Linked DNA regions of Homo sapiens: region 1 is linked to region 2. A link is a loop called in an ENCODE intact Hi-C map of the cell type or tissue named here. Cell type or tissue: HCT116. All regions are shown on one strand. Links, peaks and the distances in the headings refer to the core of each region. The heading gives the core; the rest is flanking DNA.

The links. Peaks named below come from ENCODE experiments on the same cell type or tissue, not always from the same donor. Only the 100,000 strongest peaks of a DNase experiment are listed, where the experiment ranks them.
Region 1: a loop joins it to region 2, with 5 times the contacts of the local background. A loop is called at or near these places in 6 of 110 quality-filtered maps.

Annotation. Positions count from the first base shown.
Region 1 is chr4:38,157,371-38,165,710 of GRCh38, reverse strand. It overlaps LOC124900693 (a long non-coding RNA gene), which reads right to left. Exons shown (of 2, transcript XR_007058099.1): 2 at 4,165-8,340. Among named protein-coding and RNA genes, the nearest start is that of PTTG2, 200 kb to the right of the region's middle. RefSeq lists an enhancer at 4,363-4,864 and a silencer at 7,829-8,123. In HCT116, for the core only: no CTCF peak of the experiment used is centred there; DNase peaks (open chromatin) are centred at 3,240, 4,610 and 5,033; H3K27ac peaks cover 2,283 bases.
Region 2 is chr4:37,798,113-37,806,452 of GRCh38, reverse strand. No RefSeq gene overlaps it. Among named protein-coding and RNA genes, the nearest start is that of PGM2, 24 kb to the left of the region's middle. In HCT116, for the core only: CTCF peaks have their summits at 2,897 (motif pointing left) and 4,176 (motif pointing right); DNase peaks (open chromatin) are centred at 2,883 and 4,182; H3K4me3 peaks cover 406 bases.

The sequences.
Region 1 (8,340 bases), core at 15-8,014, 360 kb before region 2:
TGGCCTATTCATGATGGAGGGGAGTTGAAGGGATCTGCAAGAGAGGAAGGGAGCAGAAGAAGCAAGACAAGAAGAACAGAGCATGGTGACCGGGAAAGTCAGTTATGGGACCAGCCTTCCCGTGTCCACATCCCAGCCCTCACACTTACTTAGGTGGGTTGCTTACACTTTCTGTGCCTCAGTTTGTTCATTGTAAAGTGGAGATAATACAACTATCTACTCAAAAGGTAAGGATTGAGTAAATTATTTCATGGAAAGCATTTAGCACAGTACCAGACTCACAGCCATTGTTCATATTACCAGGGAAGAGAAGCATTGGGAACAGCCAGGAGAAAACCACACAGCATCTCTCAGGCCTGACGGTAAATAACTCACTCGCCCTATTTCTAGCAGTGTTGCTAGAAGGCAGTAGAATGCACTGCAAAAGGCCTGAGTAGAAAAACTGTATTCATTATCATTTGTCAATTTATAAAAATAGATAAATAAAAATAAGTAGACTAATATGAAATAAATACAACTTTTAATTTGGGAAAAAGAAACTGTAGACTGGGGGCGGTGGCTCACACCTGTAATCCCAGCACTTTGGGAGGCCAAGGAGGGCCGATCACTTGAGGCCAGGAGTTTGAGACCAGCCTGGCCAACACGGCAAAACCTTGTCTCTACCAAAAATAGAAAAATTACCCAGGGCATGGTGGCACATCCCTATCATCCCAGCCACTCTGGAGGCTGAGGCAGAAGAATTGCTTGAACCCATAAGGTGGAGGTTGCAGTGAGCCAAGATCATACCACTGCACTCCAGCCTGGGTGACAGAGTGAGACCTTGTCTCAAAAAACAAACAAACAAACAAAAACTATTGGCACAAGGCTAAGCTGCTGTAACAAAGAGCCCAAAATACCATGACTTAGAGAACAATAAAGATTATTTCTCTGTCACATCACAATCCTGATGTGAACTATGCAGGTCAGGGAGGAAACTCTGTCCTTTACCTTCAGGAAGACTGGTTCTTTCCAATGTATTGCTTTACCATCCCCCTCAGAATCTTGTCCAACTAAGTCATCACCACATCCAAATTGTATCCAGCATGGAGAGGAAGCATACCCATGGTCTTAAGACTGAGGCCAAGAAGTGGCATCATCATTTCCGGTCACATTTAACTTGCAAGAATTTCATCACATGGGCACACCTAGCTGCAAGGGAGGCTGGGAACGGAGTTTGGCTGGGTAGTCACAAACTCAAAAAGAAGGAGAGAACAGATCTGTGTTCAAATCCAGTTCTTTCAGTTGCTTATTGTGTTTGAGGTCAAATTATATAGGCTCTCTCCTCCTCTTTTGCTCGTTTATTTAACCAGTTCTCTCTTTTTGGGCACTCTTTCTTTCCACAAGTATTTCTTGAGCACCTACTATGTGCCAGGTACTGTTTCAGGTCATCAGGATGTAGCTGTGAAAAAGACAGACCAAGCCTTTGCCCCTCTATGGCAGAATCACCACAAGGCTAATGAATGACAGACCTTTTCTTCCCTTTCTAAATCAGTGTTCATTCTCATGTCTAATTTTATATTCTTTTTTAAAAATTGTTTTTCTTAAAACAGGCCTCAGATTTATATGTGCTTCGGGTCACACAAAACTTGGATCTTCCCCTACTGCTCTCATGGGGCTGACATCCTAGTTGTGAGAAAGAAAGCAAACACATTAACAAATAAATATATACTTCATCACATGGTGATCGTCTTATGACATAACAAATAAAGGCATGGTAAGAAGACAGGGGCCACTTTATTTGTCCAGGTCAAGACCCTCTCTAAGGAGGTGTCGTGTGAGCAGAGATGGAACAAAGGGAGTTGTTTCTACCTTTTACTACTCTAAAGATCATGGTGACTCACTGTCTTATACACAAACCTTTGTGTAAGCTTCTGATTATTTCTTAGAATCTATTTCTGGTAGTGGAGTTAATGAGTCAGGCAGACAAATGTTTTTAAGTTTCTCAAAACCATGGACTGAAACCTCTCTTTTTAATGAGATTTCTCATTAGAGTTGTGAAAGAAGCAATTGACAAAGCCCTAGATTCCAAGGCATTTTAGATCCATATTTAAGTTTGTTCAATATTGAAGGATGCTTAGGACCTTTAAGGATTACTTAAATCCTTGAACCCCACATCCTAACTAGCCTTTCCCCTCCTATCCCCAAGCCTACACGCATTTCTTTATCCTAGAATTATTTCTTAAATCATGGACTTTTACTGTGAAAAGGAACCTTGGGGCTGGGCACCATGGCTCACACCTGTAATCACAGCACCTTGGGAGGCCGAGACAGGTGAATCACAAGGTCAGGAGTTTGAGACCAGCCTGGCCAACATGCTGAAATCCTATCTCTACTAAAAATACAAATATTAGCTGGGTGTGGTGGTGCACCTGTAGTCCAACTACTTGGAAGGCTGAGGCAGGAGACTCGCTTGAACCTGAGAGGCACAGGTTGCAGTGAGCCAAGATTGCACCACTGCACTCCAGTTCAGGCGATAGTGCGAGACTCTGTCTCAAAAGAAAAAAAAAAAGAAAAGAAAAGGAACCTTGTAAGGATGAATCCATTCCACTTCCCTATTTTATTGCTGTGGAAACTGAGGCCCAGAGATATGGCTGACTTGCCGTAAGCTTTACAGTGAGTTCATGGTCAAGCCAAGATAAAGCCTCAATCTCCTGATTCCTGTTTCTGCAGCCAAAATCAATGACAAATGAAATGTGCACACAGTGTTTCATGATGGCAAAACCAGGGACAGAAATTTTACAGGAAATACCCATGGATACAGCCTGCCAAATGTACCTACTTGGTTGTGAGCATTATTAATTAGGTAATAAATGCAAAGGACATAGGACAGCGCCAAAATATTTTAACCGATGGATACTATTGTGGCAGAGCAAGCAGCATGTCCCAAGACCAGATGAGGGCCCCGTGGGAAAAGAAGCAGGTGTGGGGTAGTGTGGGGTGGTCTTGGGGCTTAAAGGCATGGACTGAAGACCTCAGCAGAGGGACTGGACGTGGCACCTCCAGAATCCCAGGAGCTGGGGAAAGAATCACATGAGACCACCTGAAGGGACAGAGGTGCTTCAGCCTGGGTCAATGGAACCACAGGCGAGAGCAGCCCAGCTGGAGGCCTTTGTGGAGCTCATGGCAGGGTCAGCTTTAATCATCAGCCAGGCTGCTCCAGGGAGGCCAGCTGTCCGGCCCAAAAGCCTTAGGCTGCCCAGCCACATGAGAGCTGTTTCATCCTCATACCTCTCCCCTTTCTGGGCTTCATTCCAGGAATGGAGGGAAATAGCAGCAAACAAAGGGAAGGAGGTGAGCAGAGGGAGGGGAAAGGAAGAGGGCCATGACCCCTTCCCAGGGCAGACTTCCTGGGTGAGACAGGTCCCAGCCAGGGAAGGAAAGAAGATTTAAAGCTAAATTGTTTCTGAAGTTTTAACTATTATCTGCAACTTGGAATGCTAAAATCTGAATGGAGGCCATTTTGTGCAATTCAAAGGATATTTTATTGTCTGAATGTGACCTTGAGATCTCTGGTCTACCCAAGTCATCAGCAGGGGTAGAGGAATGCTGCCCCTACCCAATAGAATTAATTTAAAGAGGCAATGAGAGGCCCCACAAAACTTAGATCTGCCCCTACTGCTGTCATGGGATTTATAGGTGATGATAGAAGATAGATAGATGATTGATAGATAGATAGATAGATAGATAGATGATAGATAGATAATAGATAGATTGATAGATAGATAGATAATAGACAGATGATAGGTAGATAGATGATAGATAGTAGATAGATGATAGATAATAGGTAGATGATAGATAGATGATAGACAGAAGATAGATAGATAATAGCTAATAGATGATAGATAATAGATTGATAGATGATAGGTAGGTAGATAAATCGAGAGATGATAGATAGGTAGACAGATGATAGATAGAGTTGCATTTTGTTCACAGTGTCCTTTCCACCTTTTTGTAATGTGCCAGTTACACGTGATCTTAATCGTCATTCTGGCTGTTACACATGTGCAGTGTTGTTTCCTAAATAAACACTCTCCACTAACAGGACCCACATTGATTCCACTCTCGTGCACTCACTCATGAGTCATAATTAATTTTTAGACACTCTTTGAAGAATCACCTTCCTGATTGTATGTATGAAAGTTTTATTTTCTATAGTAATACACATTATACAGGCCAATATGAATTCAACATAAGCTCAAAATGGCAATTATTGTCTTCTAATGTCTGCAAACTATAGAGTCCCATACAGTGTTTTCACTGTATGACCCAGACCTCCCCCATCATGCTCAGCCAAAAGCCTATTCTGTACAGATTACATTTAGTCAGTTTTTTATTCATTCATCATTCATTGGATTGGGTATCGTCTGTATGCAAATCCTTCTGTGGGGTGCTGGAGATACAAATTTGATAGCTGGATGGACACACAGTCCCTGCCCTCAATGCACCCATGATCTAGTACCATATGAATTGATGGATATTAAATTGTTATGATAACCAGCGATGAGGATGATGTCAGCATTGTTTACAAGTTGCCATGGGAGCACAGGAGGAAGTAGTTAGCTTTCTTTTGCAATGACTCAGATCAGGTTTCACAGAAGAGAAGATCAATGGGGCTGGAATGATCAGTAAGACTTTCCCAGGCAGCTGAAGGGGGTCATGTTAGGCAAAGGGAAGAGCTTGTACAAAAGCATGAGTCAGGAAAGCCTAGGTTATGCTTTGGTAATAATATGACCCTGAAGCCTTCGTAGCTGAAGATAGCTGAAGTTTATTTCTCACTCAGGTCACCTGCCTAATCAGGTCAGCTGGACAGGAGGAGTAAGGAGCAGGGCCCTGCTCCACACAGTCACTTGGGGACCCAAGCTAGAGGGTCCAGCTGTACCACCTGGAACATGTGGTTTGTAAGCTGGCATTGCAGGAAAACAAAAAAAGCTGGAATTTAGCACACTGGCTCTTCAATGCTTCAGCTCAGAGGTGACACATAAAATTTTCATCCACAGCCCATTGGCCAGAACTAATCACATGCCTCCCGGAGTTGCAAAATGTACAGGAACACATGGCTATTCCATGAGTAATAAATGTCTCTGCTACAAGCACAAGGCATGAAACTGTTTCCTGGGTTTAGGGAACTGTGAATGGTTCACAATGACTGGAGAAGAGATTGCAAGAGGAAATGTCTAAAGAGGAGCTCGGAAAAGTAGGGATGAGATGATGAAATCTCATGTGCTCTGCATAGGAATTTGGACCACCTTATGTGCAGAGCAGAGCTTGAGAAGAGTTCTAAACATGGTATCATGGTAATACTTGTGTTTTAAAAATGTCTCAGCCAGGCACGGTGGCTCACGCCTGTAATCCCAGCACTTTGGGAGGCCGAGGTGGGCGGATCACCTGAGGTCAGGAGTTGGAGACCAGCCTGGCTAACATGGTGAAACCCTGTCTCTACTAAAAACACAAAAATTAGCTAGGCATGGTGGCGGGCACCTATAGTCCCAGCTACTTGGGAGGCTGAGACGAGAGAGTCACTTGAACCTGGGAGGTGGAGGTTGCAGTGAGCCGAGATCGCGTCATTGCACTCCAGCCTGGGCGACAGAGCGAGACTCCATCTCAAAAAAAAAAAAAAAAAAAAAAAAAAAGTCTCATGCAGCAATGCAGAGAATGAGTTAGAGGGGGTTGAAACAAGAGATAGAAAAACTAGTTTGATTCTTATAGTTGCATAGGTTAAAAATGATGAAGAAACTAAAACAGGGATTTGGGGGATGAATATGAGAACTCTTAAAGAGATACTTGTTAGAACATCATGACTATGTAGATATAAAAGAAGGAGAAGAATAGAATGACTTCCAGGTTTCTGCTTTAGGGCCTAGTGCCCCCAATCAGGATAAGGAGTACAGGAAAATGAGTGAGTCCGGGGAAAAGACATGGAGGCCAATTTGAGATCTGGTGAGTTTGAGTTACCCACTGCCTATTGCTATGTGTTGAACTGTGTCCTCCCAAAAGATGTATTCAAGTCACAATCCTCAATGTCTCAAGATGTGACCTTATTTGGAAGTAGGGGAGTTGCAGATATAGTTTGTTAAAATGAGGTCCTCTTGGAGTAGTGTGGGCCTTAATATGACTGGTGTCCTTATAAGAAGACAGTCATGTGATCATGGAGGCAGAGATTGGAGTGATGCACCTACAGGCCAAGAAATATCAAAGATTGGCAGCAAACTCCAGAAGCTAGAAGATGTCAGAAGGATTCTCCCTAACAGGCTTCAGAGGGGGCATGGCCCTGCGGACTTTCCAATTTCAGACTTCTAACCTCCTGAACTGTGAGATGGTGAATTGTTGTTTAAAGCCACCCAGTTTCTGGTACTTTATATTGGCAGCCCTAAGAAACTGATGCAGGTATCCAGGTGGATCTGTCCAGTTGAAAGATTTGGATGAAGGCAGACCAGTCTTCTTCCAAAAGCCCAAGAAGGGAATACTAAGGAACAACAGAGCATGCTGGGGCCTGCGCTGGAAGAAGGTTATTCTGTCCAGGGGTGGAGAGGAGGAAAGGGGATTGCACAGGGAAACCTCACGATGAGGATGACATTTGAAAAGGGCTTTGGGGAATAAAGAGCAATCTTTTTCTCTCCTAGCTGATGATAAACTCCTGGGAGCCAAGTTCACATATCTATTCAAGTAAAAGTATTTGACAAATATCTATTAATAACGCATTTTTGTGTTGGGCTCTGTGCTAGGTATTAAGGATATAATGGTGACCAAAATGGGCACAGTCCTTATTCTCATGTCACTTATAATCTAGTGAAAAGACAGACATTAATCAAGTAGTCACCCAGAAAAATATATAAGCAGTCATTCTGATCAATGAAATGGAAAGAAACTACCAAGTGTTAAAAGAACATATTGCAAGGAAATTGTTCTAGCCTGGAGTTTGTGAAACGCTTTTACAGGAAGCGATGCTTGAGCTGAGATCTGAAGTTAAAGGAGTCAATTTCAAAGAAGGAAAGGCAGGAGAAGCAGTCCAGACAAAGGCTCTGACAGAGGAAGGAATGGGTTTGTGCAGATTTGGGAATCTGAAAGACAGCCAGTGTCATTGCAGGACTGAAAGTAGGTGGAGTTCAGCAGTGGTGGGGAGGGACAAGGTCAGGTGTGTGTGTGTGTGTGTGTGTGTGTTTCGATCACCTGGATGAGTATGGTTGGAGAAGGGCTGGAAGCAAATAAAACCATTGAAAAAGATTGCACTGGTCCAGCCCAAAGAGAATGGTGGCCTGAACCAATATGGTAGCAGTGGAGATCATGAGTTCAAGAAGTATTTCTTTGGCATCTAATGAAGAAAAACATAAGTTAAGAATGAAATCACCTCTCTGTAGATACAGCTTTTCCATACTTCTCCCTGCCTTGGGGTTTTAAAAGACCATCTGTCTGAAAAAGTGACGTTGATGCTTCAGTAAAAAACACCTTGACATCTGGTAATAAAGACTCAGTCTACAATGAAGTGGAAATTGAATGGTGTTCTGGGGTTATAGTGAGACTCTCTCAAGTTGGGGAGAGGGAGGCACATAAAAGAGAGAACAAGAGGTTAGACCCTTGAAGACTTTCACAGGCCATGGAGGACCCAAGGCAAGGTCCTGTCTGAAGAAAGGGATTCCTACAGCACCTGCCAGCAGTAAGCTTCTCTCATCAGATACCCTCTAAGGAGCATGACACACAGGAACTGTGTTCATAAGGAATGTAATGTACAATTGAGCTCTCCCAAGGCATTCTGCAAGGCAGTATTAACACCTGGAAAGCACTTAAGCTTCTAGAGTCAGGTTTTACTCCTCTGCTGCACTTAAACTCTGGATATGAGATAGGAATGAAGTCCGGAGGCTGTGGCTGTTGCATTACATAAGAGGGTGTGCCTCTTCCCAGGGGTGTGGCTTGCAGTTGACCTTCTCCTGAGTATTACATGCCCAGCTCCTGAAGGTGGGTGCTATAGTTTGGATGCTTGTCTCCTCCAAATCTCATGTTGAAACTTGATCCCCAATGTTGGAGGTGGGCCAAATGGGAGGTGTTTGGGTCATGGGGATGGGTCTCTTGTGGATAGGTTGATGCTCTCCCTGGGGGAGGGTGGTGAGTGAATTCTCATTCTTTTAGTTTCCTTGAGGGCTGATTGTTAAAAAGAGCCTGCACCTCCCTCCCCTTGCTTCCTCTCTTGCTATGTGGCTTTTGCACACGCTGGCTCCGCTCTGCCTTCTGCCATGAAGGGAAGCAACCAAAGGACCTCATCAGAGGTAGGAGTTGGCGCCATGTTTCTTATAGAGCTTGCTAAGCCAT
Region 2 (8,340 bases), core at 280-8,279:
ATTGCACTCCAGCCTGGGCAACAGAGTAAGACTCTGTCTCAAAAAAAGAAAAGAAAAGAAAAGAGTCAAACTCTAAAATCTTTGAAGAGATTTATTCTGCACATAAGAATAAATCTTCAGGAGATCCTGAGAACATGTGCCCAAGGTGGTTGGAGCGCAGCTTGATTTTACACATTTCAGGAACACATGAGACATCAATCAAACACATTTAACATATACACTGGTCCGGTCCAGAAAGGTGGGAAAACTTGAAACGTGCAGGAAGGCGAGGGCTTCCAGGTTGTAGGTAGATTTAAAAAGTTTCTGATTGGTAATTGGTTGAAAGAGGTTGTGGAGACCAAAGTTTAGTGTGCAGATGAAGCCTACAGGTAGCAGGATTCAGAGAGAATGGATCGTAAATGTTTCTTTTCAGACTTAAGGTCTGTGTTGATGTTAAAGCTGGAGGGATACAATGAGGCCTGTTTATCCTCCACTTCCCATCACGGCCTGAACCAGTCTTTCAGGATAAATTTTAGAGTGCCCTGGCAGGAAGTCCATTCAGATGGTTGGGGGGCGGGTGGGGCTTAGAATTTTATTTTTGGTTTACAGATATTTAACAGTCAGAAGCAGAACAATTCCAAACAAGGCCTGCTCTGTCAAAGGAAGAGCTAAAAGATGGCTATATAAAAATTAGGATGGGGTTTCAGACTGGCTAACACAACATTCCATGAATAGATGGTATTTTATTTTTGTTTATCCCATTTCAGTGGAAGCAAGGACAAAAATGTAAAATCTATGCCTTGCTTATCAAAACTGCCAATAAAAAAGAGTGTTCTACCTTTCAAAAATTATTCTTATTTTGTAAAGACATTTTTTCTTAATTTTTGGAAAAGGCGTAATTTTCATATTCCTACTCAGATGCCAGTGTTTTGGATTTTTTTTTTCAGAGGGAATTTATTTAAAAAGAGTTTGCCTCCCCACCGCCCCACCAAATTCCCTTTGAAACAATAAGGATCCAAAAAGACACCTCAAAATCCCTTTAAAATTATTCTTTCTCTTTCTCTAAACAGGCAGGCGAGGTAATGGAAAAGAAGAAATTTGGTAAGTAAATTACAGTTTTGTGATTGCTCTTGCTACTGTCACCGCACGTCTATGAGTGTCAGTCACGCTACTGTGACTGTATGTCTTTAAGTGCCAGCTGGTGAGACACTAGTCTCTCACACACTACGGCAGCATTCACTCAACCTACACCATTGAGGAAGAAAACTGCACTGAAGACACAAGGAAAACAAATCAATCCAGTCTAGAGAACAACATTCAGGGAAACAGAGTACCAACACCTTCTTAGAAGATGGAAAGAAAAAATTAAAAATTAAAAATTCCCTCCATCTCCTTGTTTGAAAATGGTTCTTGACTGACCCAGACAGAGAGTTCTGGGTAATAAACCATTTTGAGAATCCTAGTGTTTGGTTTCTATTCTCCCTCTCTTCAGTCCAGGGAGACCAATAGACAAAAGACCCCCTCCCTGTTCACTCACTCTCCCCTCTACACCTGAAACACAAATGTCCATCTTAGGGCATTTTTAACCTACAGCAGGGATCTGCAAACATTTTCTGTAAAAGCTGAGATAGTGTTATAAAAGTTTTGGGCTTCCGGAGATCTGTGCCATAGACAACATGTAAGTGACTAGGTGTGTTTGTGTTCAATGGAACTTCATTTGTGGATACTGAAATTTAGATTTCATATAATTTTCACATGTCACAAAACACTCTTCTCTTCCTTTTTCTTTTTTTACACCCGTTTAAAATGTAAAAGTTACTCTTAGCTGTGGGCCATACCAAAACAGGCAGTGGGCTGGGTTCGTCCTGTGGGAGTCATGCTTTGCCCATCTCTGTCTTAAAGGAACTGTTGTGTATATGTGCTGCCAGGCTCATGCATAACAGTTCACAGCAGTGTTACCTGTAACAGCAACAAAACAAAAAGTCTACCATGGAAGCATAGGTAATAAGTAAAAATTTCTGATATAGTCATAGAATGGAACACTGCACAGTGCCAAAAATGCATGTACCAGTATCAGTGTGATACATGTATCAGTATGATTGGATCTGAATCACTTAATATTGATCAAAAAAGGAAGTCACAGAAGAATTCATACAGCCTGATACAGTTATAGTAAGGTTAAAGAAGGCAAAATTAAACAATATATGGCTAATAAAACTATAAAGAGGCCAGAGGCGGCCTGTAATCCCAGCACTTTGGGAAGCCTGTAATCCCTGCACCTGTAATCCCCGCACTTTGGGAGGCTCAGGCAGGCAGATAGATTTAGGTCAGGAGTTTGAGACCAGCCTGGCCAACATGGCGAAACCCTGTTTCTACTAAAAATACAAAAATTAGCCAGGCGAGGTGGCTCACACCTGTAATCCCAGCTACTCTGGAGGCTAAAGCACGAAAATTGCTTGAACCCAGGAGGCAGAGGCTGCAGTGAGCTGAGATCACACCAGTGAACTCCAGCTATCTCAAAACAAACAAACAAACAAACAAACAAACAAACAAACCCCAGAGCTATAAAGAAAGGCAAGGGAATTGTAAAGACAAAATTCAGAAAAGTGATTCCCTTAAGGATGAGAGACGAAGGTACACTGGGAGAAGCATATGGGAACCTCCAAGTTACTGGAATGTTTCTATTTCCTAAATTTAATCCTGGGCATACAGGAGTCATTTTTCTTCTCATGCTTGAAGCTGTATTATTTATATAAATAATATACGCTTATATATGTATATTTGACTAAAAATTTAACTTAATTTGGAACAGCGTTGCTACTGAAAATGAAGTTGATATAGTGCTTTTATCCCACAGGTTTGTTTACATATTAGGGGTTTAGCAAATAGATTTTGGTGTTAAAGGAAAGGGTGCCCTCTTCAGGCAATATGTCTCATATTGCTAAAGATTTTGACTAGAAAAATGTGGACTTAAAAAATACTAAAAACTCATAGAATCACACCACGAAGAGGCATTTTGTTTGGTGTTCTGTGTCTATTCTTACTCAGTACAAAGTATTTTATTTTTAGAAAACTCCAGGTAAGGATTTTTAAATTTCCATTTCATAATGTGACTTAGTTTAGTTTTTTTTAAATCTCTATTTCCTTTTTATCTTAATATCTATTTCTTTTCAACATATGGGATACCTTAGGCTCCTTTCTTGGAAGATTTAAGGTACAACTACAGAAATGCTTGTCATGGGATACCTCTTTTGGCCTGTATTAACAGCAGTGATGGGAAAGCATTCCAGAATTCGATTTCTTTTCAAAAAGGAAAAACCTACTAAGATCTAAGATTTAATGGGGACTACCATGTTTAGCCTGAATATTTAACACATGCTTTCATTTAATGTGTATATTACACAATATTCTATGAAAATAATGTAAGCAAAAATTACAATTTAGTCAATAATTGCTAAAAAAGAAAAGTTGAAGTTATAGCATTAGTAGTTTGGAATTAATAAATATATATTTTTTGACCAGGCATTACAATCTACTTAAATAAAACGTATTCCTTGTTAACTAAGAGGGCACTTGTTTATTATTACTATTATTTTTTAACCTTAAGTCAAACATAATATTTATTCACCCATATCATCTTATAGTACCATTGTATTTCAAATAATCTGTTAAATCAGTTTTTTTGTATTACATGTTAGTTTAAAATAATTGTTAAATAGTTTAGTTAATCTATTATTTTCATTTTTTTATGACCATTTTAAACTTAATTCACATAAAGAATTTTATTGGCCCTAAAATTATGCTTTGGAAACATATTTTTAATAAAATCAAAATGGGTTCTACTTCTTTTTGAAATTTGTACTCTTCCTATTTTTATTACTTATGGAAGAATGAAAAGTGGACAGTGGAAATTAGAATCCTAGGATATTAAAACTGAAAGAGACTTTAGAGATCATCTTGTCTGTTGCCCTTTTTTGACAGCTGAGTTAATCGAGTTCTAAAGTGGTCACTTGATTTGTCCCAGGTCACACAATTTTAGTAATTGGGATGGCTCTTTTAATCAGTTTCAAACGAAGTTAGTAGATGATTGGTTTTTGTTTTAATGGAGTAGGTTCTTCAGTGGGAGCTTGGTTGGCATGCCTTGCTTTTTATCACCAGGTAGCTGGGAGGCAGTGTGGTGCAGTGGAAAAATGCTTCCTTCTGAGTCAGGGAAACAGAGCTGGGACCTGCTTCCTGCCACTTGGTGGCAGCCCTTGGGCAAATTACTAGGGACAGGAATGGGAATAATAATACATATCCTAACGAGTCAGCATGGGCCTTCAAAGAGATGCACAGTGCTTGGCCTACAGTACATCTTCGGTTACTGGTAGCTGCCATTATTATTAGCTGTATATTTTTATTAGTAGTGCTATATTTTATTATTAGCTGTGTATTTCTATACATTATTAGTATATATTAGCAGCATTTTTTTTGCTTATTTTTTATCTGAAATCCATGTCCCTAATTTCTAGTTACTTGCCTTAATTCTCCATTATTTTCCCACATCTCTTGCAGAGTGACTTGTACTGTATTTAATTCCTTGGTGCCTCAGTTTCCTCATTTGTAATAGAAGAGAGGAGTTGAACAAAATAATTTTTAAATCCCTTTAGGCCTAACTTTCCATGTGCTGACCAGTGGGATTTTTGGAGCCAAAAATCCCTGCTTCTCAAAGGAAAGCTTTCAGGCCTATATTAGTTGCCTCCAGTGATTAATTCCTTTGACTGCACAATGAAAAATATTGGATCAAAAAATCATTGTCAGGAGTTTTAAAAAGTGCTGGTAGTGGGGGTGGGGGATAAATCACTGTTTGATAAATATTGTCAAGCAAACAGATAACAGCATGGAGAAAAATTAAATTTGATCCATATTTCATATGGTATTTTGAAGTGAATTTCAGATAGGTCAAACAGTTAAATATTTCATGGCAACTGTTAATGAAAAAAAATCTTTTGAAAACATCATACCAAATGTAATTCAGCTGTGGAGGAGAAATAAGTATTTTAAACTTTTTTCTTTCTTTTTTTTTTTCAGACGGGGTCTCGCTCTGGTGCCCAGACTGGAGTTCCATAGCACTATCATGGATCACTGCAGCCTCGGCCTCCCAGACTCAAGTGATCCTCCCACCTCAGCTTCCCTAGTAGCTGGGACTACAGGTGGGCACCACCATACTCAGCTAATTTTTGTATTTTTTGTAGAGAGAGTTCTTTCTATGTTGCCCAGGCTTGTCTCAAATGCCTAGACTCAAGCCATCCTCCTGCTTTAGCCTTCCAAAGTGCTGGGATTATAGGTGTGAGCCACTGTGCCCAGCCTATTTGAAGTTTTAAGAAGTACAGGCTATGACCAGAGATGCAATGCATATGATCAAATATGTCAAGTCAAACTAAAATTTCCATACACGTGCTGTATTAAAATAAATATTGAAAGAAGTAAACAAGGTAGAGGAAATACACTAAACATCTGATAAAAACCTCATTATTCAAACATAATGAGCACATGCATGTAAGAATTACAGGTAGAATACATTTAGTAGATGATTACAGGTGATCCAAAACAACAGATAGTATATTATCTCATAGAAAAAGAGTCTATGAGCCAATAGAATAAAAGGAATATAAAACAGGAAACAAAATTAATAGCAATAATAATGTCCAGTGTAGCCAGGGCTACACCATCACCATCGGAAAAGAAAATATGCTTTTCCACTGCAGAAGGGTTACGTCTTTCTGGAGAATAAATTCGCATTATGCAGCTGGCTCTCTAAAAATTCTTTATGCCCTTTAACCCAATAATTCTATTTTGGAAATATATCCTAAAGGAATTAACTAAAAAGAAATGACACCAGTTATAGCTGCTCCATTTATAGGACAAAATAAAAAAAACAGAAAGGGAGAGTTTATTCCAACAAAAAGATGAAACGTGTGTCATACGTTCATGCACACACACACACACACACACACACACACAGTACACACATATTAACATACTCTCTAAGCAGAAAAAGTGTATGTGGTCTATGTAAATACTTGGTAGTTTTTTAGGGAAAATAACCTTAAGGTGAAAAAGAGAAGCACAAGATACTAGTTACATAATGAGTGTAGCTGCAACGATTTCATACAGTGATTGTTTATTCAGTCAAGTTTGTATCTCATGGTCTCTAGTTTGCCTGTGAATCAGAGACAAGCTATTTGTTGTTATGTTGTTTGCTGCAAGTTCTTGGGAATGAGGAGGGCAAGAGATGATGGAAGTGAGGCTTGAGAAGAATGTCTAAGAATTGAAGTGGCTCTTTGGGGGAATGGGATGAGGAGCTAAGGATTCCTGGAAGGATTGTGCCTGAGGTTATAGAGCCTGAACTTCTCAGTTGGTTCCAATCTGAAGAATGTGATTTTTTTTCCCCAGCAATGATCCAAAGTCAGGATGTGGGAACAAAGAAGGGGACACAGTCAAAAAACAAAGGCTGAAGTTTGCAGACAGGTGAAAAGAACGACAAAGGAGGGAGTGAGTTGAAGTATTGGTAGATGTGTCAGGCATTGGTTGAAGCAATAGAAATGACCCATTAATGTAAGCAGATAATGAATAGCTCATAGATCAAAGGGAAGTTTGAAGAATGAGACTTAAAAAACAGGTAGGAACCAAGAGGGATCAGACAGCCATGATTGGCATGAGCAGCCAGAACACCCTGCTGGAATGACTGTTGGAGCTGCCCAGGGGCCCCACTGGATCTGCCTTGTGTGGATGCTGGTGCTGTGAATACTTTCTAAACTCTCCAGTTGTTTCTGGTGGTCAAGAGTTGAGACCTCAGGTGGGAGCATCTAATTGGCTAAGCCTTGGTCATCTGTTCAATCTCTTCTTCCAGGAAGAAGAAGGAAGTATCTGTCCCCTTCAGCTCCCATACTAGTTGTGAATCTCCACCTCCCAACAGAATCTCATTACAGAAATTCTCCATAATTAGAAAAGGTATAATGAGGTGTGTCTGTTTCATCATGGCTGGGAAACCAGTTTCTCTGGAGTTTCCTTGGCCAAGAGGGGTACATTCAGTTGGTTGGGGTACTTAGAATTTTGTTTTTAATTTACAAGCCAAAATGAGGCTCTAAAGGAAGACTTGGGGCAATGAGGAAGAGAGTCCCTCTTTCTCTCTCTCCCTCCCTCTTTGGTAGTTGGGTCTCCTTTGTGGCTTCACCCCCTGCCCAATAGCCCGTCCCTCCTTCTGGGCATCTCCCACTAGAAAAGCCCCAGCTTTGGGACTCTGATGACACCACTTCATCCTAGTGACCTTCAATTCCTGGGGATGGTGCTGGCCTCCTGTATCTCTAATCTCTGGGTAGTCTTGCAGTTCCCTATTTGGCTTCTCAGTCCTTGTATAAATTCCTTTTATTAAATTTTCATTGTTTGAAAGACCTAGAGTGTTATCTGTTCTCCTGACTGACATGATATTGACAGCAAAAACTAAATATTGTGGAATCCACTTGATCTTCATCTCATTCTCTGGTCATCAGGTTGAGACAGAGCCTCCTGTCACCTGAGAACAATTGGGGAGTTATAATTGGAAGCAGTGTGAGTCTTGCTGTCTATCAAATCCTTTCTCTTTCCTTTTAGACACTCAGCTAGACTTGATTTCCCAATCATACAATGGATTCCTGTCTAATGGAATAAGGGTAGAATTTATGTCTGGAATTTCCACCCCTGAATCATAAAAATCTTCTTTCTCTCTCTCTTCTTTCTGCTGGCTGGACTTTAGCACTCAGGACAACATGGGAGGTACATGTTGAAGAGGTCAGAGCCTCTGTCTACCTGGGTCTTGAACTGTTGAGCTAGAGTGGACTCTTCCCACATGAACCACTACCAACTGGACTTGATATGAGTGAGAGATAAATGTTATGGTAAATCGCTGACATTTGGGGGTTTATCTGTTAATGCATCCTATGTTACCTTAGCTAACACATGATATGAGAATTTTTTTTTATTAGGGAGCATAGTGGTTAATAATGGAGATAGATGGGATTACAATCCCAGCTCTGCCACTTACTAGCTTTATGACTTTGAGCAAGTCACTAAATTCTCTCTAAGCCTCAGTTTCTTCTGCTATAAAATGGGAATAATACTATTATTCTGTGGTGGCATTGTAAGAAATTAGTAGACACACTTCTATACATAATATCTATATGCATAATTCCATACATAATTATCATATTAATACTATAGGTTTAGTTGAGAACTCAGTAACTGTTAGACATTTTTGTTACTACTCAACTAGGAGGTAGATTAGGTCTACTTTCACTGTATGCTATTTTAAGTAGGTAGTGTCTCATAACTGTAAGGTGCGTT